2 separate regions of the Mus musculus genome follow, and region 1 is linked to region 2. Evidence: chromatin loops called from intact Hi-C (ENCODE). Cell type or tissue: left cerebral cortex. All regions are shown on one strand. Links, peaks and the distances in the headings refer to the core of each region. The heading gives the core; the rest is flanking DNA.

Evidence for each region. Peaks named below come from ENCODE experiments on the same cell type or tissue, not always from the same donor. Only the 100,000 strongest peaks of a DNase experiment are listed, where the experiment ranks them.
Region 1: it touches region 2 in a loop (4-fold over the local background); 29 of 42 quality-filtered maps call a loop at or near these places.

What each region holds. Positions count from the first base shown.
Region 1 is chr6:134,940,469-134,952,140 of GRCm38, reverse strand. It overlaps Lockd (lncRNA downstream of Cdkn1b), which reads right to left. Exons shown (of 2, transcript NR_037956.1): 2 at 423-835. Among named protein-coding and RNA genes, the nearest start is that of Lockd, 17 kb to the right of the region's middle. In left cerebral cortex, for the core only: a CTCF peak has its summit at 4,537 (motif pointing right); a DNase peak (open chromatin) is centred at 4,540.
Region 2 is chr6:134,857,531-134,869,202 of GRCm38, reverse strand. It overlaps Crebl2 (cAMP responsive element binding protein-like 2), which reads right to left. Exons shown (of 5, transcript NM_177687.3): 5 at 11,320-11,672. It overlaps Gpr19 (G protein-coupled receptor 19), which reads left to right. Exons shown (of 4, transcript NM_001362050.1): 4 at 1-111. Among named protein-coding and RNA genes, the nearest start is that of Crebl2, 33 kb to the right of the region's middle. In left cerebral cortex, for the core only: CTCF peaks have their summits at 1,686 and 5,823; DNase peaks (open chromatin) are centred at 5,840, 6,283 and 7,216; H3K4me3 peaks cover 519 bases; H3K27ac peaks cover 641 bases.

The DNA.
Region 1 (11,672 bases), core at 1,206-9,205, 83 kb before region 2:
AAGCTACAGAAGGATGTACATCTGGGACATTATTTACAGTTGCTACTCAGTAAAGGATATCTTCATTAGACTTTGATGTATTTTCATTAGACAATCACGTGTAACAAAGTCCTTTCCTTGGAGACGCCTGCAGGGAGTCACTTGACTTTCCTGTAATGCTGATACCCCTTCCCGCTCCATTCTTTACCTGCTGCTCTTTTTTTTAGGCACAAAGAGTACGCATCTTCTAAATAGCCCAGCTTTGAGGCCAGCTGACAGGAGCGGACTTCAAATTACTCCATCAATAGACGTTTAAAGAGCCACTGTATAACAGTACTTCAGCAGAGGTGTCCTGGGGGAAAAGAAAGTCCGTGACACCTTGTGAGGTGTATTCTCACTGTCTGCCCCCATCTGCCAAGCCATCTTTATCTCCTGGTACCCTCCAGGATGCTCCACTCCCACAGATCCACCACTGCAGAGCCACTGAACAGGCAGCATCCATTCACCAGCTCAAACTCCGTCAAGGACTTTTCTATCAGTTAAGATTTGCATTTGGCAGCTAGTAACAGAGCCCAGAAACAGTAGTGGCTTAAGCCAGATAAAAGTTTATTTTTTTCTTTTCTGTAAAAGAATTCTGGAGATAAGAGATGCAGTCCGGTAGAGCCTCGCCTATATAGTTCCTGTATCTCCCCCTTCCACAATGGACTCTCTATCTTTACAGACAAAGAGGACGCCTCAGGTTGCTTCCGCCTTCTCCATTTTGTGGACAGCCAACAGGAGACAGAAGGACACAGGGCAAACTTCTTTTCACATGACCTCAGGGCTTAAAGAGTCCAGCAGCGCTGTGAGCAGCCTCCTACGAAAGCACAAATGCAAAAACAATACAAAACAAAAATAACTTCATTTAATTATTCGGATATGGGTTTGGCTGCATGCATACATGCCATGGTGGTAGTGGTGGTGGTGGTGTGTGTGTGTGTGTGTCTGTGTGTCTGTATGTGTGTCTGTCTGTGTGTAGATCAGAGGAAAACCTGCAGGGCTCAGTTATCCCTTCCAGCACCATGTAGGATGTAGGTCCTGAGAATTGAACCCAGGCCCCTTTATTTACTGAGCCATCTCCTCTGTCCCAAGACATTTTGTGGCAGCAGCAGAGGGATACAATTTACCATGCACAAAACTTCACTATAAACATCAACAGTGTAACCCAGCGTGGTCCCCTAAGTCTGTAATTCCAGCATTCTCAAGAGAAAGAGCATGCTTTCAAGCTGCCAGTATGCAGACAGAATCCCAGGGCACCCTAAGTTACACAGCAAGACCCTGTCCCAGAGCGACCGACAGCAAAGCAGGGAGTGTTGCACACACCTGTTGTCCTAACACTTTAGGGGTGGAAACAAGAGGATCAGGGGTCAGGGTCATCCTTGGCTACATAGTGAGTTAAAGGCCAGCCTGGGCTACATAGTGAGTTAAAGGCCATCCTGGGCTACATAGTGAGTTAAAGGCCAGCCTGGGCTACATGGTAAGTTAAAGGCCAGCCTGGGCTACATAGTGAGTTAAAGGCCAGCCTGGGCTACATGGTGAGTTAAAGGCCAGCCTGGGCTACATGGTAAGTTAAAGGCCAGCCTGGGCTGAATGAGAACCTGCTCATAAATAAATAAATAAATAAATAAATAAATAAATAAATAAATAAATAAATAAGCAAGCAAGCAAGCCAACAGACAGTATAAGAGCCTGCTAATAAATAAGATAGATAGATGGCAAACAAATAGTATACCAAGACTGGAAACTATAGGGTGTAGTTTGAAACTCTTACAAGGGCACATTGCTTTTTAGAACTGTATAGTTAGGAGCTGGGTGTATAGGTGACTGGTATTGAGCACTTCTCTAGGACGTGCAAGACCCAGAGTCTGGTCCCCAGCAAGAGTCGGGGAAGGGAGCTTGGGGGAGTAATAAGAATGAGATAAAATATCTACATAGTTGGCTCACTATAGTATATGAAATTTCTGGAATTAAATATTTCACCCATTGGACTAAGAGACGACACCTAAAAAAATAAGAAAGAAAGAAAGAAAGAAAGAAAGAAAGAAAGAAAGAAAGAAAGAAAGAAAGAAAGAAAGAAAGAAAGAAAGAAAGAAGGAAAGAGAGAAAGAAAGAGACTACACCTCCAGTAAAATGTACCATATTACACCAAGGAAGCAGGGACGAGAACAGTAAGAAGCAACTTTAGTTTCCTTCTAAGCACTTTCATGCTGTGTACATCAGACTGTAGCAGAAGCAACTACAAAAAATACTGTCCCTCCTGCCAACACTTGATGTTACAGCAAGCCCAGCTTATATTCTGCCATCAAGTATGGCTTGCCCATCAGTGTGATGGAGCATTAAGAATATCCTCAAATCCAATGGTCTCATCGTTTTCCCTCGAAATATCCAGTGAGAGGTTTTAGCTCAGAAGAAATGAAAGACGACTGTGGCTAGCTAATGGATCCAGGTGCTTATGTGTGGCATGCAAGCATTTACAGGCTCCTAGAGGGATGTTGCACAACCCTTGAAGGGGAGGAAGAAGTACAAGGGAAGGCCATCTCTACAGACAAAGCAGTGATGGTCCAGGTATCTCAGACAGTGCAGCTTCAGGGCATGGGATACAGCTTAGCTGGCAGAGTGCTTGCCCAGGGTTCACGAAGCCCTGGCTTGCCGCCCTACACCTCAAAAAGGTGCATGATGGAGCATACCTGTCATCCCATTGCTAAGAGCAGGAGGATCCCAGGGACTCTCTGACCAACCTTTCCAGACAGTTAGGGAACTCCAGCGTGGAAGGCCATGGTTTAAAAATGCAAGTGTGAACAATATAGGAAGATGCCTGACTGATATCTAACTTTAGCCTCCACAAAGGGAGAGAGAGAGAGAGAGAGAGAGAGAGAGAGAGACCTTCTCATGGTTAGAAAGTATCATATCCTACAGTAACAATATAATAAAATACGGACTACAAACTTAACTGTTATTTTATGCAGGCCTTTTACTTAGCTAAGATTGTACAGAGAACCAGGCATAGTGGTGCACACCTTTAATCCCAACACTAGGGTACAGAGGCAAGTGGATCTCTGTGAGTTCAAGGACCGCTTGGTCTACATAGCAAGTTTCAAGACAGTCAGGCTACATAGTAAGGTCCTGTCTCAAAATTAATAATGATTACACACAGTTGGGAGTGCGAGGTAGCACATGCCTATATTCTTTAGAAGTAGAAGGATTGAGAGGTATAGGCCAGCCTGGTCTACATAAGATTTTTGTTTCAGGGGAGAAAAAAAAAAAAAAAACGCAACGGGCAGGGAAGTTCTCAGTGCAATCACACAAGAGCAACGCATTGTTGCCAAGCCTCCATGGAAGGTCCCCAGGAGACATCCCCTTTCTCCTCTAGATAAGCAGCCAGCACTCCCCCATTGTGCGCCCTCTTTCCCACGGTCCACAACTCAGCCAGGGACATGAGAAGCGAGCTCAACGTTTCTCAGGTGTACAGCAGACTGGGCCCCAGCGCTGGCATTCAGCTGGGGATCTGCAGGAGATAAGCGGCCACTTCCCTCCAGCTAGCTTTCCATCCCATCATTCTTTTGAGTGAAGATTGGTTTTATTTTGTCTTGCTTGGAAAGGGGAGGCGGGGCGCGCGTTGGGGGTGGGTGGGAGGCAGAGCAGAGGAGGGAGGCAGGACAGAGTGGGGAGAGGGCAATGTGTGTGTGTGGGGGGGGCAGGACAGTGGGGGGAGGGGCGGCAGAAAATGGAAACAGGTGATAAGATGTAGGAGTTATTTCAAGGTTGGGCCCACAGTTTTTAGTTTCAAGAAGTATAAAAGGTAAGACTTTTAACTTTTCTCTTTCTCTGTCTCCCTCTCTTCTTTTTTTTTTTTTTGAGAGGATAGACGCCAGCTTCCACCTCCTAACTGCTAGGATTAAATCTGTGCACCACCACCATGCCACCATGCCCAGCTCTTTTTTTGGAGTTTGTTTTTCGACATTCCCGGGGCAGGAGTCGGGGGTTGGGGGGGGGGGTCTTACTCTGTAGCCCAAGCTGGCTTGTACCTAACTATGTAGCCCAGGCTGGCCTGAAATCCATTCAATCTTCCACATCAGTCTTCCAAGTGCCTGGAATTACAGGCGTGAGCTACCACACCCAATAAAAACTTCTTTTCCTAAACATGGAAGACTCTGCAGTGGGAGACTAGGATTTAGCCCCCCGTCAGTAGAGTGCTTGTCTAGCATGCACAAAACTCTGCCTCCCCCGCACTACAGAAAACTGGCGCGGGGGTAGGGGGCTCACCCCGTGGAACCCTAACACTTGGAGGTGGAGGCAGAAAGACTGGAAGTTTAGAGTCATCTTCAACTACACATGAATGGTGGAGGTGAGAGCGGGGACTGAGTTGGGGATCAGAGATCACATTCACGAGCTCCAAACAAACCTGGGTTGACAGCTGAAGAAATGAACAGAAAAATATTAAGTTGTTAACTGAAAAACCCAAAGACAGCTGATCTGGCCCGCGGCAACTTTTGGCCTAGCCTCGGATCAACTTTGGTCACTGTGCCACTTTGGCCAGCAGAGGGCTCTCTTTGCTAATCTTCAAGTTCCAAAATAACAAGTCAACAACAACAAAAATCCCTGGGTTGCTCATTTTTATTATCCCCCCCCCCACACACACTTGGGAGAAAGCCGAAACAAGAGGACAAAGCTGAAGGCTAGCCTGGGTGACTAGTGAGACCTTGCCCCGAAGCTAATAATGGTCAATAACTTTAAAACAAGAAGGAAGAGAGAGAGAGAGAGAGAGAGAGAGAGAGAGAGAGAGAGAGAGAGAGAGAGAGAGAGAGAGAGAGAGAGAGAGAGAGAGAGAGAGAGAGAGAGAGAGAGAGAGAGAGAGAGAGAGAGAGAGAGAGAGAGAGAGAGAGAGAGAGAGAGAGAGATTGAGAATGAACCGTGGGTGGGTGTGAATGGCACGCACCTATGATACTAGCTGCTTGGAGGTTGAAACCGGAAGTTAAAATTTCAAGGCCAGCCTCTACTTCCTAGGTAATTTAAAACTAACCTGAGCTACATTAGACTTTATCTCAAAAAACCAAAAACAAACAGACGAACAAAAGACAGAAATAAGGGCTAGAGAGATGGCTCGGTGGTTCAGAGCGCTTGGTGTTCTCAAAGAGGACCTGACTGTGATTCCTCCTCGTGGGGTAGCTCACAACCACGCACATCTCCAGTTCCAGGGTGTCCCACATCCCTTTCTTATCTCCACATGCAAGACGTGCACATAACATACATGTAGGCAAACACTCAAACACATAAAATAGTTTAAACACACACACACACACACACACACACACACACACACACACACACACAGAAATAAGAAAACAAAAAAAGCTGCTGAGAGTCTAGAGGATCCTCGGAAGGTAACGATGCTTGCTGCCAAGCCTGATGACGTGAGTTCAAGCCCCAGAACGCACACGGTGGAAGCGAACTGATTCTCCAAGTTATTTTCTGGCCTTGGCACACGTTCAAGTGCTTGTGTGTGTGTGTGTGTGTGTGTGTGTGTGTGTGTGTGTGTGTGTGTGTGTGTGTGTGTGTGCGTGTGCGTGCGCGCACGCGCGCGCGCGCGCACACACACACACACACTGAAGTTTTTTTTTTATGCTGGTTCTTTAAAGAAAATGAGTCTTTTTTTCATCCATGGGCTATTAGCTTATACAGCCAAATAGCAAAACACCAACTGGCCCAAAAATAGCACAAGCAGCCACTCATTACGACAATAAGAAGGGAACTCCCGCTAAAACCAGTAACTGGGTGGAGAAGTAGCCTTGATGAGGTCGACCTCCTGAGGCCTCTGATTCAACAGGCAGACTCTACACAGAGTCTCCGCAATCCAAACTGGCCTTCAATTCTCACTCCCTTCAGTGCTGGGGAAAGAACGCAGGCTCTGTGCTAAGCAAGCCCCCTACCTCTGGGCTGCATTCCCAGCCTCTGGCCTCATATGCCTGGCTCTTGCTGGGATCTCACTCTTCAAATACCTAAATCCTGTTACTATGACCACTGTGTGGTCTGATGGCTCAAGTATGTCGTCCTACATCAGTTTCACTTAATGAAGCTTTTCCTTTAATAGTCGTGTTTCGTGTGTGCTAAGCAGCATACCAAGGAAAGGCTGGGTGGATGCGTGGTGGCAGAAGCCCATGTCTCAGTGCTCGGGGGTGGAGGCAGAGGATTAGGTTTGGGACCTGGAGAGCCCTGGCTGTCCTGGAACTCACTCTGTAGACCAGGCTGTTCAGTAATTAAGAACACATACTGCTTCTCGAAGGACCCAGCACCCACATCAGGCAGCTCATGCCACCTATAACTCTGTCCCCAGGGGGTTCTGACAGACGCTTCTGGCCTCTGAAGGAACATGCATACAAGCAAACATACGTATGTGGTTTTAAAAATAAAAATAAGGGCTGGAGAGATGGCTCAGCAGTTAAGAGCACTGACTGCTCTTTCAGAGATCCTGAGTTCAATTCCCACATGGTGGTTCACAGCCCATCTGTAATGGGATCTGATGCCCTCTTTCTGGTGTGTCTGAAGACAACTACAGTGGGCTCACATAAAATAAATAAATATTAGAAAACAAGGAGGAGGAGGAGGAAGACAACAAGGGAAAAAAAAGAAAATGTCTTCTAAAAAAATAAATAAAAATTAATTTTTTTTAAAGAGGCTTTGAGCTGGGTAGCACATACCTTTGATCCAAGCACTCAGAAGGCAGAGGCAGGTGGATCTCCAACTTAGAGATTTGCCTGGTCTACAGAGTGAGTTCCAGGACAGCCAAGGCTACACAGAGAAACCCTGTTGGGGGTTGGGGGTTTGGACCCAGGTCCCAGCACCCACATGGCAACTAACAGCCCTGGGTCAGTCCAGCTCCAAAGGAATCTGATGGCCTTTTCTGGTCCCCATGGACACTGCACACATATGGTGCATGTACAAACAGTGGCCAGAGCACTCACCCACATAAAAATATAAATAAATCTTTTGAGAAAAAAATTCAAGGTGTTCCTGTGCTAAGGAGCTCCAGGTTCAGTAGAAAACTGTCTCAAAAAATGTGTAAGAGAAGCCGGGCAGTGGTGGCGCACGCCTTTAATCCCCGGACTCGGGAGGCAGAGGCAGGTGGATTTCTGAGTTTGAGGCCAGCCTGGTCTACAGAGTGAGTTCCAGGACAGCCAGGGCTACACAGAGAAACCCTGTCTTAAAAAAAAAAAAACCAAACAACAACAACAAAAAATGTGTGAGAGATTGAGGGAGACAGCCAGTTTCAGCCTCTTAGAAACACACACACATAATACATAATATGCACATATTTAATAATATGCATGCATACATACAGAAACACACATAATATATATGCATACACACATACAAACACATACGTACATAATATATAAAAATATGTATTCCATATTTGTTTACTTATTTATTTGGTATGGGCACACGTGAGTGCACACACATGCTACAGCCAAGCATGTGGATGTCAGAGGGCAGTTTGAAGCAGTCAGGGCTCTCCCTCCACCATGTGGGTGGGGTCCAGGAATTAAGCTCTAGTTGTCAGGCTCTGTGACAGCCGCTTTACCCACTGAGCAATCTCTGTAGCCACTTTTTAGGGTTTTTTTTTGGAGACAAGGTCTCATGTAGCCTAGGCTGACCTTGAACCTCTGATCCTCCTGCCCCACTTCCAGCATGCTCAGGGCATTCTAGAATTTATTTTTTTCTACCTAACACCAATAGCATTAAGCGCTGTATCGTGTGTTTGGTTTCCTAGGCACGTAAGGGAGGCATAAATACCATCCCCATTAACTGGAGGATGCCTTAACAAACCACAGAAAACTGAACCTCTTCCATCTTCTTACCACGTGAGATCTTACTGGTAACATTATCCCCAAACTTGTATTCCTTGATCTTTCGCAGCTGGCACACCAGAGAATGCCTCCTGCGAGACTAGCTCTTCCGTGACTTACTCAAGAGCACTGTGCACTGGGGAAAATCATTTTACATTTCCATTACCCGACCAGTCTTTAGTTACCACCCTGTACTTGGCTGACCTGAGCTGGATCACAGAATATTGGGTACACGAGGTCACTCGCCCAATCTTTCTATTTACAGATGAGAGAATTCTAATTTGTAATTTCCTGCAGGGACTTTAGACAAGATGACTTATAGGTTCCTTCTGGCCACAGTCCCAGGATTCCTATTTCCTTGCTGGCATCAATGCATTCCACTGACACAGCTCAGGTTATTTTCCAAGAAAGCTAAGTTCCTAATTCATGGCCACAAACTACATACTCACAGGAGTCGAGGAAAGCAATAGTCCCTTCGTGCGGGATGAGCAGTGAATATCTAGGCTCTCATTAGAAAAGGAAGACCATGTGACGATGTTACCTGATGGCTTAGGAAAGCCAAAAGTGGCTTCATTTTGCAGCCACGCTGAGGTCAGGCTGTTATCTCCGACATGACTAGTGTATTGTGCTCATAATAGTCTGCTGGAGGAGATGGACAGGAATGTAATTACTACAGAGAATTAGGCAAGTGTTCTAAAGGCCAAACACTAGGAAGGGGCCTCAGTACTTCAGTTTTATGCCCTGGTGGTTCGAGATCTTGAACAATGGTGTTTAGCTGAGCAAAGATGTAGGAAGAAAAATCTAAAATCCTTCTCTGGGCCAAACTGTGTCAGCAATAAATAAAATACTACAAAAAAAAATTACCAAACACCAGGGACCTTAAAAAAGAAAAATCTATCACCAAGATTGAGGTATGATGGCACACTCCTTTAATCCCAGTACTGGGGAGGTAGAGGAACTTGGGGGTAGAGGTAGGAGGGATCAGGAGTTCAAGACCATCCATGGCTTTGTGGCCAGTTTGAAGCTAGTGTGTACTATTCGAGACTTTCATAGTTAATGCTGTCAATCTGAGAGCCATTGATAGCTCAGAGAGATAATACACTAGTCGCCAAGCTCCTGAGTTTGACCCCGGGACCCACTCGAAGGAGAGAACTGACTCCTGAAAGTTGGCCTCTGACCTCTCTGTGCACACAAATAAATGCTTAAAAATTATACATAAATCTGAGAATAATCATGCATGCCTTTAATCTCAATACTCGGGAGACAGAGGTAAACGGATCTCTGTAAGTTCAAGGCTATCTTAGTCTACATAGAGAGTTCCTGGACAGCCAGAGACATGTAGAAAGAGATTTTGTCTAGATAGATAGATATCTAGATAGATAGATAAATAGATAGGTAGAATTTGTATATACATGCACACATATATACACTGTCAATTAGACAAGATCTAGAATTACTTTGTCATGGTTTGTTTCCTGTTGCTGTGATAAAATACCCTACCTAAAGCAACTGGGAAGAGAAATGGGTTTATTTTTAGCTCACAGTGCCAAGCTATAAACATTCATAGAAGGGAAGTCACAAAGGCAAGAGCCTGAGTCTGCTGGCCACAGTTCACCCACAGTCAGGAACAGACAACGATGAAGGCTTGTGCACCAGTGCTCAGCTCAATTTCTTTACTCTTATGAGGCCCATGATCTTCTGCCTAGAGAATTGTGCCTTGTCTTCCCACACCAATTAACATATAAAACAATTACCCAGAGGCATGCCCAGTGGCCCATCTCCCAGGAGGTTCTAGAGTCTGCCAAGTTGACTATTAAGAGGAACAATTGCGCACCTAAGAGATACTCTGTCTCTGGGCACAGCTGTGATAGTTACAAGACTGAGTTCATTGAAATGAGAAGAGCCACCTGTTATGTAACAATTTACACCAAGATTGAAACATTCCATCTAGCAGGGAAGCTCTTTAAGCAGGGAGATAAACAACTCAAAAAAACTTCAGGAAGTCCCTGAAACTGACAAAATTCACTGTGCCCCTCCCTGCCAGAATAAGCAATAAAAACTGAGATTCCCTCTCAGAAAAGCTCAGCTGAACTACAAAGACTCTCAGGCAAGCAAAACTTCAAGGAATCCTCTGAGACTAGACCAGCTACTTAGAAGAAGCAGAAACTAACAGAGCTGTCTGGAAGAGGTTTAGACCAATGAGGCAACTCGAAAGGACATTCTCCAACCTAGTGAGCTGCCTGCAAGCTATGCGGTGAGCTCCAGGTTCCCAGCTTTGTGAGGTGTCACCTGTAGTGGCTTCAGTGACACAGCTGTCTTTCAGTCATTTCTGCTCCTGTAAGTAACTCCTCACCCATATTCCTATAGGTGACCCCAATAAAACTCACCAAGTTGGACTTCGGTGGTATCTGTAATTTGGTCTGTTACCAGCTTCCTATGTGGGGTGAGTAGATGTGTGTGCTGCATTTCCCCTGGAAAAGTTTTGTCACACAACACAATCTTAAATGTGAGTGACACTAGCTTCATGGAGGACCTGAGTCCCAGATTAAGCAAAAAGGAAAAAGTGAGCTGAACACCATTATTCATCTTCCTCTCTGTGTTCCTGACTACAAAGGCAATATCACCTGCTGCCTCATGTTCCTGCTGCCAACTACCATACTAATCCAAGTGGGGTACCATCCCCTATGTTCCAGTGACTTCCCTGTAAGATGTATGACTTTAAGCAATGCTTCCCTGCTCCTCGAAGGGAAATCTGCAAGAGATGCCAATGTCTGGAGAACCAGGGGGCTGAGCTGTGTCACCAAAGCAGGAAGCAACAGGGGAAAGCTTGCACTTACTTAAAAGAATCGAGGGCTGCTCCCAGCAAAAGACACATACATGTCACCTGAGCCTGTGAAAAGTGAAACACCTGGGGATATGTCAGACAGAATTGATCCCGTGGAAGAGTAGATTAGCAGCATCATGAATGCTAAAGCCAAAGTAGAAGACTCAGTCTCTCTAGACCAGAGAATGCCCCAGCTCCAGATATTAAGAGAAAAATCAATGAAGAACAGGCAAGACCTGAGGTTGGCGCATCAGTAGAAAAGCTTGGGATAAAGAGAAAAGAAAAGAAGACAGAGCTATAGAACCCAGATGACAGAGCCAAAAAGTCTATGTCTAGGGGCAAAGTCGTGTAAAAAGACCGCGCTTGAGGTGTAGAGGGTGGAATGAGATCCATCAGCCTCCTGCAGAAGAAGGGAAAACAAGAAGAAAAAATGCTGAAATGCTGAAAATGCAATCTGGTGATTGCAATTGAGAGAAACTGGAGCCACCTAGACTGGAACCTCAGGGGAAAAAAAATCCAAAAGATGAAAACATTGTATACACCAAGAAATTAAGAACAAGAATTCAATGGGACAGGAAAACATGTAGTAAAGACATTTAAGAAGGACAAATTGGCTTAGTGATAAATTCCAGTATGCTTTTCACCTCCAGTGTAAAGGGGAACTGTAAATAATGCTGGCCATATTTAAGGAAGGAACGAAGGAAGCTTGGAGCTTTCCTGGCTGTGCACTCTTCAAACTCCGATGGAGATCAAGACAGGGCTCATCAGGGGTCTCAGAGTAATTTAAAAGTTTTGGGGTGGGCAGGCAGGAGTCCTGCCCTCTGTCCGGCACAATAAAGCTCTGAATAAAAAAAGAAACAAATAAACAAATAAGCAAAAACAAAAAACAAAAAACAAAAAAACAAAAAAAAAACAAAAACCCTCAGCCTTTGAAGGGGGAGAAAGAAGCCCCCTGCCCCCTAGCCTCTCACCTGGGAGTGAGGACT
Region 2 (11,672 bases), core at 1,623-9,622:
GTCTTTCACTGTTATGTGCCAGAGATTAAAAAGCTTTCACTATAAAGTGAGAATTGATTTACTTAGTTTTCACTAAACTTCCGTTTTGTAAAACATGTTCACTATTGATTATGGTTCCTGTGGATTTTGTTCTGGTTGCTTTTTGCTGGTCAGTAGTGCTCCCACTATTAGAGCCTATAAAAATTCTTTCCTGGGCCGGAGAGGTGGCTCATTGGCTAAGAGCACAGGTTGGTCTTCCAAGGACTCCAGCACCCACAGGGCAGCTCACAGCCATCTGTATTTCCAGTTTTAGGGAATCCAGTGACCTCTTCTGGCCTCTCGGAACACTACACACTTGTGGTGCACAGACATTCACACAAATGAAACATTCACACACATAAAATTTTTAAAGATTTTAAATATTTTTTGTTTGTTTCAAAGTTTTGTTTGTTTTTTCGTCTGAGCAGGTAAGTTGGCCTAAGAACTTGAGTCCAATCCCTGTAAGTCACACGTGAAGGAGAGAACCACTTGTAAGTTGTCTCTGATTTCCACACAAGTGTTGTGGCATGCAAGCACACGAGTGTGCACACACACTGACACTAAATGTACAAGAAAAATTGCAAACACTTTGCTATTCTCGTTCTGTCACTGGGTCATTACACACAAGTCTTCTATTTTTTTGTTCTGTCTTGCTATACTATATTTTGTTTTAATTTTCTTTTCCCTATTGAATTTTTCTTCTTTTTCTTTTTTTAAAAAATTTTCTTCCTTTTTTTTTTTTTTTTTTTTTTTTTTTTTTTTTGAGACAGGGTTCTCTGTGTAACCCTAGCTGTCTTGGAACTCACTCTGTAGATCAGGCTGGCCTTGAACTCACAGAAATCTGCTTGTCTCTGCCTCCCGAGCACTGAGATTAAAGACGTGTGCCATCACTGCCTGGCAGCCTGCTGAACTTTTCTATGGCCTACTAATTCACTGACGTCCCATACGCATTACATTTCAAGAACTTAACTTTTCCCAGCCTGGCGACACAGTATGCATTTGCATATTACCTTCTGGAAAGGAGTGGAGGATAGCACTGGCTAGACCATACACCAGAGCCCAGAAGAACTGGTTGGGAAGCTGGCTGGGACGAGTTTAATCATTCTTTGGGAGCGAGTGCCCAGTCATCTACAGTCTTTGCCTTTTCTGGTTTCCATCCTAATCCAAGCAGCTGGGGAAGCCTTCAACATTCTTTTATTTAAATTCATGTTATTTATTAGTGGTGGCGGTAGGCTGCACTTGTAGAGATCAGAGGGCAGCTGCAGGCATCAGGTCTCACTGTCCACCATGGTGTAGGTTCCAGGGCTTGACTACAGGCACCTTCTCCCACTGATCCGTCTTACTGGACTAAGCCTTGAAAGCACTCTGTGCTATTTCCCACATACATGCTGTGACCCATCCATACGTACCCTAGGACACGTGTCACCTTCTCTGAGTCATACACAAGTAAAGCAGCAAGTGGCAGTGCTAGGCTTGCCAAAGAGAGGAATGACATTTTTCTGGGCTCTGCGATCACAGACACCCTCAACTATGGCTCTACTGTGACCCACAAGGACACCAAGGGCAAGATTTGACATTTTCTATAAATTCAGACAGGAGGCCTTTTATTGTAATCACATTTTTTTCTTACTTATGTGAATGTGTGTTGGGGTGCCCCCAGAGGCCAGAAAAAGGCGCTGGATCCTGAGGTTGGAATTAAGGCTATTGTGAACTACTGAACACAGGTGCTGGGTGACAAACTTGGGTCCTCTACAAGCACAGTATGTGTACCTGAAAGGTGAGCTATCCATTCCGGCCCATGAAGTTCATCTCTGCCAGACAACCCCTTCTCTTTCTAGATTGAAGCTCAACTTGTCTTCCAAACTCACACTCTCCATTGTCTGTGTGACTCAGAGCTTGGTTCCTTGGTTCCCAGTTGTTTAAGTTTAGAAATGAACCAGTATATTAGAGAATATTTTTCATTACTGGGTATGGTAACACACACTCCTAATCCCAGCCCTCTGGAGATGGAGGCAGAAGAATCAGGAGTTCAAGGTCATTGTTGGCTACACAACAAGTTGGAGTCCAGCTTGGGCTGAGACTTTGTCTCAAAAGCAAAACAACACAAGACAAAAGGAATTTAGTTTAATGAAATAAGGGCTTACAGACAAGCCTGGTTTGCATTGCCATGGGCTAGTTAACACGAGCTGCAGATAATAAGTCATTGTTTAGCAGTCTACGTGTATTGGCTCATCCTTTCCACAATTCCACGATGTATTTATGGGTTTTGCTCTTCTGTTTTTGATTGGGTTTATAGCCCAGGCTGGCTACATACTCAAAGTGATCTTTTTTTTTTTTTTTAAGATTTATCTATTTTTATTATATATAAGTACACTGTAGCTGTCTTCAGACACTCCAGAAGAGGGAGTCAGATCTCATTTTGGATGGTTGTGAGCCACCATGTGGTTGCTGGGACTTGAACTTCGGACCTTTGGAAGAGCAGTCGGGTGCTCTTACCCACTGAGCCATCTCACCAGCCCCTCAAGGTGATCTTGCTTCAGCATCACCTGCGATGAGTTTATGATCATCTCTATTCACCAGATCATGAGACTGGAACTTCTCCATGAGGCAGCTTGTCAGGTTGGAGTCTGACAGCTGGTATTCTGACTCGGGCCCTCCTACAACCCTGTGGCTTGTTCCTCACCATATCAGCTGTCTCCTTAGAGAACATGAGTGGTCCCACCCAGACATGCCCTGTAGGCCTGATCACAACCTCAGTAGAACAGTACAGTCGGAAATAAGCCGTCGTTCTGATGGCATCAAGATGGAGTGTAATGAGCTGGCTCACACTTTTCTCTTGGCCATAGATTGGCTCCTCGACCTCTGGTACCGAATGGTCTGAGATCCAGAAGGTAGTCTGTTCTCGGTGACAGAGCATCAGTGCAGGCCAGGTGTCGGGGCACACACTTCAAATCCCAGCACTCAGGAGGCAAAACAGGCAGATCTGTGTTTAAGCCATTCTGGACTACATAGCAAGGTTCAGGACAGCCAGGGCTATGTAGTTAGAGCCAATCTCAAAGGCCAAGGAAATCCCCAAACAGAGCCGTTAGATTTTGATCTACAATCATCCACAGAAGCTGACAGGCTGGCACACCCTCATTATCAGCACTCAGGAGGCAGAGGCAGGAGGATCTGGAATTTCAAGGGTTAGCCTGGTCTACACACCGTAAACTCCCGGCCAGCAAGAGAAAGGACAACAAAATATACCTTCAGGCAAGCTTTTAGGTTGAGATGCTTCCTTCAAAGGACCAATACAAAGGCTAATAAAAACTCATTTTTTCCTTTCTTCCTTCTCCTCACATGCTTGGCTAATGTGTCTGGAATGAAATGAGTCAGACACCTGTCTCACTGAGCCCTGCATTTTATGGCTCAGACTTCAGTGGAAAAGACCCTTCTGGTTGTTTGGCTGCTTGACTGATTGATTGGTTTTCTGTTTTATTTTGTTTTTCTTCTGCTTTTCAAGACAATGTTTCTCTGTAGTCCTGGCTGTCCTCAGGACCAGGCTGGCCTTGAACTCAAAAATCTGCCTGCCTCTGCCCACCTGCAGGCACTTATTTATTTTAAAGATTTATTGTATTTTTATTTGTGTGTGTGTGTGTGTGTGTGTGTGTGTGTGTGTGTGTGTGTGTGTGTGTGTGTATGTATGTATGTATACACAGTCAGTGTGTGTATTGTAGATGTGTGCAGGTGCCTGTGGAGGCCAGAAGAGGACATCAGATCCTCTGGAGCTGTAGTTAGTTGTGAGCAGCTGAGTGGGTGCTGGGAATTGAACCTGGGAGACCAGCCAATGCTCTTAATTGTTGAGCTATTTCTTCAGACCCTATTTAACTTAATGTGTGTGTGTGTGTGTGTGTGTGTGTGTGTGTGTGTGTGTGTGTGTGTGTGTACATATTCATGCCAAGCTCACTCAGCAAGCACAATGGCTATCTTAGCTTGCTTCTGTTCCTGTGGTAAACACCATGACCAAAGGCTAGTTGGGGAGGAAAGGGTTTATTTTGCCTCACATGTCCCTATCACAGTCTATCACGAAGGGACGTCAAGGCAGAAGCCTGGAGTCAGAAACTGAAGCACAGACCAGGGAATAATGCTACTCACTGGCTTGCTCAACTTGCTTATTTACACAGCACAGGACAACCAACCCAGTGGTCTAGGCTTTCCCATATCCATCATCTGTCAGGAGAATACTCCAACAGGTGTGCTTCCAGGCCAGCCTGATGGAGATGTCTTCTCCATTCGGGTTCCTCTTTCCAGATGACTCTAAATAATCGGCACAGCTGCCCAGCTTTCCTTATTTGTGGATTTTTGTTTCTGATACAGTCTCAAGTAGCCTAAACTGGTTTAGAACTTTATATAAAGACAAAGTTAGCCTTGAACTCCTGACTCTCCTGTTTTTACCTTCCAAATACTGGGGTGACACCAGTTTGCAGCACCACATCTAGCTTTGTTATTTTATGTTTTTTTTAGAAACTTAATCTTTTTTTTTTTTTTTTTGGAGGGGGTTATTTGTCACTATGGAGACCAGGCAAGACTCAGACTCATATAGATCTGCCTACCTTTGCCTCCAGAGTGCTGGGATTAAAGTCATATGCCAACATGCCCCGAGTCTTAAAATTAAAAAGGAGGAGGAGGAAGAGGAGGAGGAGGAGGAAGGTATAGCCAAATGGCAAAGTGGTGGTCTAATATGTAAGAATTAGGGTTAGTCCCCAACATTCCCCCAACCCACACAGACTTAAAAATCAGAAAGATGTAGGCAGGTTTGGTGGTTCGTGCTTTAGCTCTTAGGAGGTTGAAGACTGTCCTAAGTTGGAGGTCGGCCTGGACTATCATAGTTGAGTTCCAGGCCAGCCTAGGCTACAAAGTAAGACTATGTCTCATAAAAAGTAAATAAATAAAAGTATTAATTTAGAAGGCTTGGAGAAATGGCTCAGTGGTTAAGAGCACTGACTGCTCTTTTAGAGGTCCTGAGTTCAATTCCCAGCACCCACCGGGCAGCTCACAACTGCCTAATTCCAGTTCCAGGGGATCTGACGCCCTCACACAGACATATATACAGGCAGAACACCAATGCACATAAAATAAAAATAAATTTTAAAAATATTAATCTAGGGGCTGGTGAGATGGCTCAGTGGGTAAGAGCACCCGACTGCTCTTCCGAAGGTCTGGAGTTCAAATTCCAGCAACCACATGGTGGCTCACAACCATCTGTAACAAGATCTGACTCCCTCTTCTGGAGTGTCTGAAGACAGCCACAGTGCACTTACATATAATCAATAAAAAAATCTTTAGAAAATATTAATCTAAATTACATTTTTTTCCCAGAGCAGAGGAAGCCTCTTACCTTTTACAAGACTGAAATCAAGCCAATAAGTAAAGTTAAGGGTGATCTACCATTCCTGGCAAACTAAGTGGGTGAGATGGCTCAGCTGGTAAAGGTGCTTGCCACCAATTTGACTGAGTTCTGTCCCTGAACGGAAAGAGCCAGCTCTACAAAGTTTTTCTTTCACCACACACCTGCTATATGGTTCTTCTGCTATATGGTCCCCCCCCCCGCCCCGACCCCAATATATTTTATTTAATATTTACTTTTAATTTGGTACCCAGTTCTGTGTCACTCCTGCTTACTGCGACACAATTCGTGTGTTGGAGAAAAAAAAAAACGTCCTCCCTGCGCGCAGACCTTGAAAGGATGCACACACAGCCCGCCTTTGTTCAAATTCACCAGGAAGGGAAGACTGAAGAATCCGGACGCAGTTCTGAGAGACGCCGCTTGGCGGCGCTGTGGCTAGCGGGCAGAGTTTTCACCCAGCTACTCATTGGAATTCAGAGAAATCTTGGTCTCTTAGCAACCACACAGCCAAGCTTGCAGAGCACCCAGACTCAGCTGTGGGTTCATCAATCAGTGTGCTCCAAACGCAAAGCTTCTAAACATCAGAGGAAATTCCCCAGCAAATAATACCCGTTACGGGCGCGAAATCGCTACTCAAAATATTGTTTTAAACTATTTTACAAATGTGATCATGCTCAAAAGGCCCCAACAGACCGCCAAATCCACAGCACTTACCGTGGCCTCTCCGTTTTCTGTTCCTTTTTTTTTTTTTTTTTTTTTCTTTGTAAGTCAGCTTCTCATGTATCCTGGGCTGGCTCTGAACTCCCCGATCCTCCTGCCTGTACGTCCCCAGTCCTGGGATTACAGGCACGCGTGACCACACTAGATTTTTTTCATTGCTGGCAGCAACCCCATCTGTTGCTTGGACTTGGTGCACGCTCGGTGAGCTCTGTACAGACCGAGCTCCTGCCTGCCCCTCGGCTGCTTTCATAATTAGGTTCAGAGGACATGCAGATGTCTCCATGGCAATACACGCTTTCCCCTGAGTGGGTGCGCATGTGCAGGGTTAAACAGACAATTTGACTTGGTGTGGAAGGAATTCACTGCAGGCCGGTCTCACTGACCTCAGGCCTCTCAGACCCTCTTTAATTTTTTTGAGCTGCTACAATCTGGTAGGTTCTGGACTTTTCCCAAGTGTGGACATGTCAAGAAGTGCTATCTATTCTTTCGCAGAAGCCTCTTTTAAGAGGGTTTTTGGAGTCCAGTGAGATGATTCAGTGTTTAAGGGTGCTTGACACTGAGCCTGGCTCCTGAGTTTGGTCCCCTAAACCCACAAGGTGGAAGGAGAAAACAGATTCCCATCGTTTGAACTCTGATCTCTATGCATGCTGTGGCGCGCGCGCGTGTGTGTGTGTGTGTGTGTGTGTGTGTGTGTCTATTATAACCCTTATCTAAACCCATGTCTATAACCCCAGCATGTGGGAGGTACAGACAAGAGAGTTAGGAATTCAAGGCCAGGATTGGCTACAGGAGTGTGTGGGAAAACAAAAACCAAACCAAACCAAGTCAAAACAAAGGTATTGCTTTAGTGACTGACTCCATCAGCTCTGAGTTATACAGTAGACGTTACAGAGTTTGGATTGCCTTCATACTTGAAGGACGTGGGATTTTAGCTCCCCAGGGTGACCAAACGCAGGCTGAGGAGGCAGACCTGGAGGTCGGAGGACATCATGTGGTTTGGAGCATGCAACAGTCGACATGGCCTTCCAGCACTTTACTAACCAAAGCGTAGATGCAGAAGACTGATGCTCCTTTAGGGAAACGTTCCAGAGACGCTGCAGTAAGGTGGATACTGTTCTTTTATGTAGTCATGGCAACCTGGCTCTGGTTCCCATCTCTAAACCCAGCACTGGATAGGTGGCCACAGGAGATCCCTGGAACCTGATGGCGGGAAACCAGTGATTTCCAGGCTCATTGAGAAAAGAAAGTGCAGAAGATTGACAAGGGTCTGATGACAGCCTTCCCTGCTCTGTGCTTCAAGTTGGCCTGTACCCACCCCCTGTTTAATGAATTCCTGTCTCATTTGTTAGGTTCGCTCTCTCCCTCCTTTTGAGAAGAGTCTATCACAGTCCCTCGAACCCTGCTCAGGGTGACTTTGAACTTCTGATCTGCCACCTCCTGCGTGCTGGGATTGCAGGTGTTCACACCCTGTCTGTGTGGTGCCGGGGACGTTTGAGCTGGTGTCTGCCAGACAAGCACTCTACCCATCGAGTTCAGCGCCTGGCCCGTTTCCGCATTTGTCCTCAAGACGCTCCCATGATGTCCCGCTCCGGGAGGCTTTAGAGTTTTCAAAGACTTTTTTTTTTCCATACTAGGCAGAGTTCCTGATCTCTCTGGTTGAAAAGCTCATGTTCTCATAGTTTTGTCCTTTTTGGCTGGGAATACTAAACGACGAGGGTCACTCTAACAAGGCCCGGGGCATTCTCCACTTGCATCTCCTCCCAGGCCTCACAGACGAGCCATGACGTGAAGGGATGTTTGCTGTGTCTTTCTGATATTCCTTTCTCTTCCCGTGGCTCTTGGGTTTGGCTGCTCCAGCTTGAACAGCACGTTTGTATCAGTATTTTTGCTCTTCTTTGTTTTGTTTGGTTATTTTAAGACAAGATCTCTCTCTATAGCCCTGTCTGGTCCAGAACTATGTATTGATCTTCTTGTGTTTTTTGAGTTGGCATCTCATATAGACCTGGTTGGCCCCAAACTTGTGATGTTGCTAAGAATGAACCTTCTACCTTTAGCTAAAAGTGGGCGGGACAAGTTTAATGAGGATCATTTCCTGTTTGTTGCTGTAGTCCCAGTAGGGGTGCTCTGGCTGTGGACCTGGGTGGTCTGTCCTGGCCTTCAGACTCAGTTCAGAGTCATTGGTCCCAGAGTCTTGAAAGTGCTTGCCAGGAAGAGGTTGCTGAGGGACACGAGACCGGACTGGGCTTTTCCCGTTCAGATCTTTATCCAACAGAATAGTCTGCTAGGCACAGCTCACTGCCTAACTCCAGCCCAGCCCAGCACAGCCCAGCACAGCCCAGCCATGCTTGGGACCCTGTAACAAGCAAGTAGTAGATTAGTTGAGTTTGTGGTGACCCCAGGATTAAGAATTCAACTGAAGGCTGGGTATAGTAGCATAGCCCTTTAATCCCAGCACTCAAAGAAACAAGGCATGTCGATCTCAGTTCCAGGACAGCCTGGTTTACAAATCGAGCTCCAGGCCAGCCAGAACTGCATAGTGAAACCCTGTTTAAATAAAGATAGAAAAGAAAAATAAACACAGCTGATCTTCTGCCTCATGGTTCCTAGAGTGGGACAGGGCTGCAACAGTTTCAGTCACAGCTACAATGTGTCCTGTGCCATAATCTGACTTTCTGGACAGCTCCGTGCTGTTTACAGTCTGAGTTCCTTCAGCCAGTTCTTCACCCTCTATACTCTGTGTCTCAGATGTACTGTTCTGAGCTGTATTGACCCCCATTTTGGCCATTTCCAGGGGTGCATCGGAGCCTGACTGTCCATGGTCTGTAGCATTCACCTATATCCACAGAGTACACACACCTATACCCCTGCTGAATAACTACCAAACTGATGTCACTGAACAGGGAGAAGAGGCACACTTACTTGGGTTAAAGCAAGCTGTAAAATGCCATTATTTTGCATACTTTTCACACAGGCACCCCTAGTGAGTTGAGGAATATAAAAAGGTGTGCCGATTGAGTAAGTTCTAGGCAGGCCTAGGCAACGGGAATGGTTCAATGAGCAGATGGTAGGAGGTTTTCTTCCATGAGGGCTTCTTAAGGGGGAACTGGATCTGGAGATCAGGCCCATCAGACACTTTAACTGAGTGACTTTGTGCAGTGCACACTCAGCAAAACTTTACATGACAGTCCAGACAGATTAATGACCACTTGTAATCAAGTAAGACAGAGAGTAAATAAGTGGTTCTTAAAATGAACCTAACTAATTGAAGGCTATTATTGCCACAAAGAGCCTCCAATTATACCAACTCAAAGGATAAGTATAACAATATATAGAAACCACCTGGGAATATCCTAATACTGCATTTTGATATGAGCTCATTAAATCTTTTTTTAAGATTTATTTATTATATGTAAGCACACTGTAGCTGTCTTCAGACACTTCAGAAGAGGGTGTTAGATCTCATTACAGATGGTTGCAAGCCACCATGTGGTTCCTAGGACTTGAACTCAGGACCTTCGGAAGAGCCGTCTGCGCTCTTAACCACCGAGCCATCTCACCAGCCCCAAACACTTCTATTTTTGATAACTTAAATCCTTACATACTGTGAATATTTTTATTTTCAGATTTATTTAGTTTGTCTATGGGTGTGGTCAAAAGACAGTTTGGGGGAGGGGGCTTTCCCTTCTGCTGTATGTGTGGGTTCTAGGGATCAACTCAGGTTGTCAGTGTGGTGGCAAGCGCCTTTACCTGCTGACCATCTTGCCAAGCCAATCCCGTGTTATTTAACAGGCAGGTTTTCATACCCCTGTGACTCAGAAAATGGACTAAGGACCCGCCCCATACATTTAAATAAGAAAGGATCATGTGTCTGTGTGCTTGCCTTAGTGAACGCCTATGCAACACCTATGTGCAGGGGCTCATGGGATCTCCTGCAACTGTAGTTAGTTACCTGGGTGCTGGGAACTGAACCTGGGTCTTCTACAAGAGCAGTAAGCAGTCTTCAGCACACTTGACCGTGGAAGCAGAGGTTAGCCCACCACTCTAGTTCTCCCCGTTCTACCATGTGGGGCCTGAAGTCAGGCTGTCCGGCTCTAGCGGCTGTAGGTGTACACAGTTACCCCAGTGCTGTCAAACAGGCAACTGAACGTTATTTTGGTGAAGATACTTTATTTTTCATAAAAATATAATTGTACAATTCTTTTCTGAGGAAAAAAAATCCTTCATTTGCCCCCAAATACCATGTGGTTTAATCATCTTTCATCTTTTAAAAAACAAAATATGTACTTTAATATTTGTCACAGCATGCAGCTGATCTCTGTGAAAAATAGTATTTATTTTTGTTGATCTTACTTGACTTTAACTAAAAGTAAAGCACAGCTTAAACCTGTGTTTCTATCACCAGCCAAAGCAGACCCACTGTGGGGCAAAGACGCTGAAGTTACAGCTGGTGCCGCTGAGCGTGTCCACGAGGCAGGCAGTGGCAGGGACCGCAGCACTAAAGCTCTGATTTGGGCATCCCAGGAACATTTTAGATAAGGACAGAAAACAAATTAATAACTTCACCTACAGCCTAAATGTTGACCTGACCAGATCAACTCCATATTGCACCAGTTGCTCCAGTACGTGGGAAGCAGATGCTAGAGTGGCAGAGTTGGATTGGTGTGAATGTGCAAATATATTTTCTCCTTAATCTCTGAAAAAAAAAAAAAAAAAAAGAAGCCAGGCACTTGGCCTCTTCCTGCCCTAGAGAATGGCCTTGGGCTCTGTCCTCCCAGCTTGCTCTCCTCTGGGAAGGAACTGCAGTTAGCCTGCAGTGCCTCGATGGATGGGAGTGACAAGAGATGCTGCAGCTGTTGGAATCTGGAACAGTGATTAATTAGATCACAGATTCGGGAGAAGGGCCAGCACAGTAGCTGAGCAATCACCATGCCCCCTTCAGATGCTGAGGGCCATTATCTTGGTTTGATGGCTCCAAAACACTAAAGAGATACAGGCCCTAGAGAAAACTCAAAGCGTAATCAACATTCACTCCAAAGTCCATCTCTTCTACTTGTGGATGACCGTGTGGTTACAAGGACAACCTGGGATGACCCTGAAACTACAAGTACAACCTGCAGAGGCTTCAAGCACAGTGAGACATTCCACTGAGAGGCCACACTCATCCTGGAATGTTTGCTTTAAAAACATTTTTTTTTCCTGGAGAATTCAAAAAGTAACAAACAAAGCAACACAAAGTTCTGCAAAGTAAGAGTCTACGACTGAGTCGCCCCACTGGCAGAACACGCCATCCCAGTCAGAACACTACATTGAAAACACTTACATTCGAAGGGCCTGAACATCAACAGTCCTTGTCTCCACTTATGGTCCTAAGAAGACATTAAATACCCTTAATGCCCATTTTTCTAAAACACAGCGAATCCCAGCAAGCTGGGCAGGTGCTCTGTCGGCGGGCACACACACCTAGCATGGAGATCTGAGTTCCACGCCTGCGCTCAAGGGATCTTCAGCTAACAGAAGGCAACTGGTCAGGAGACATGCCTGTCAAGAG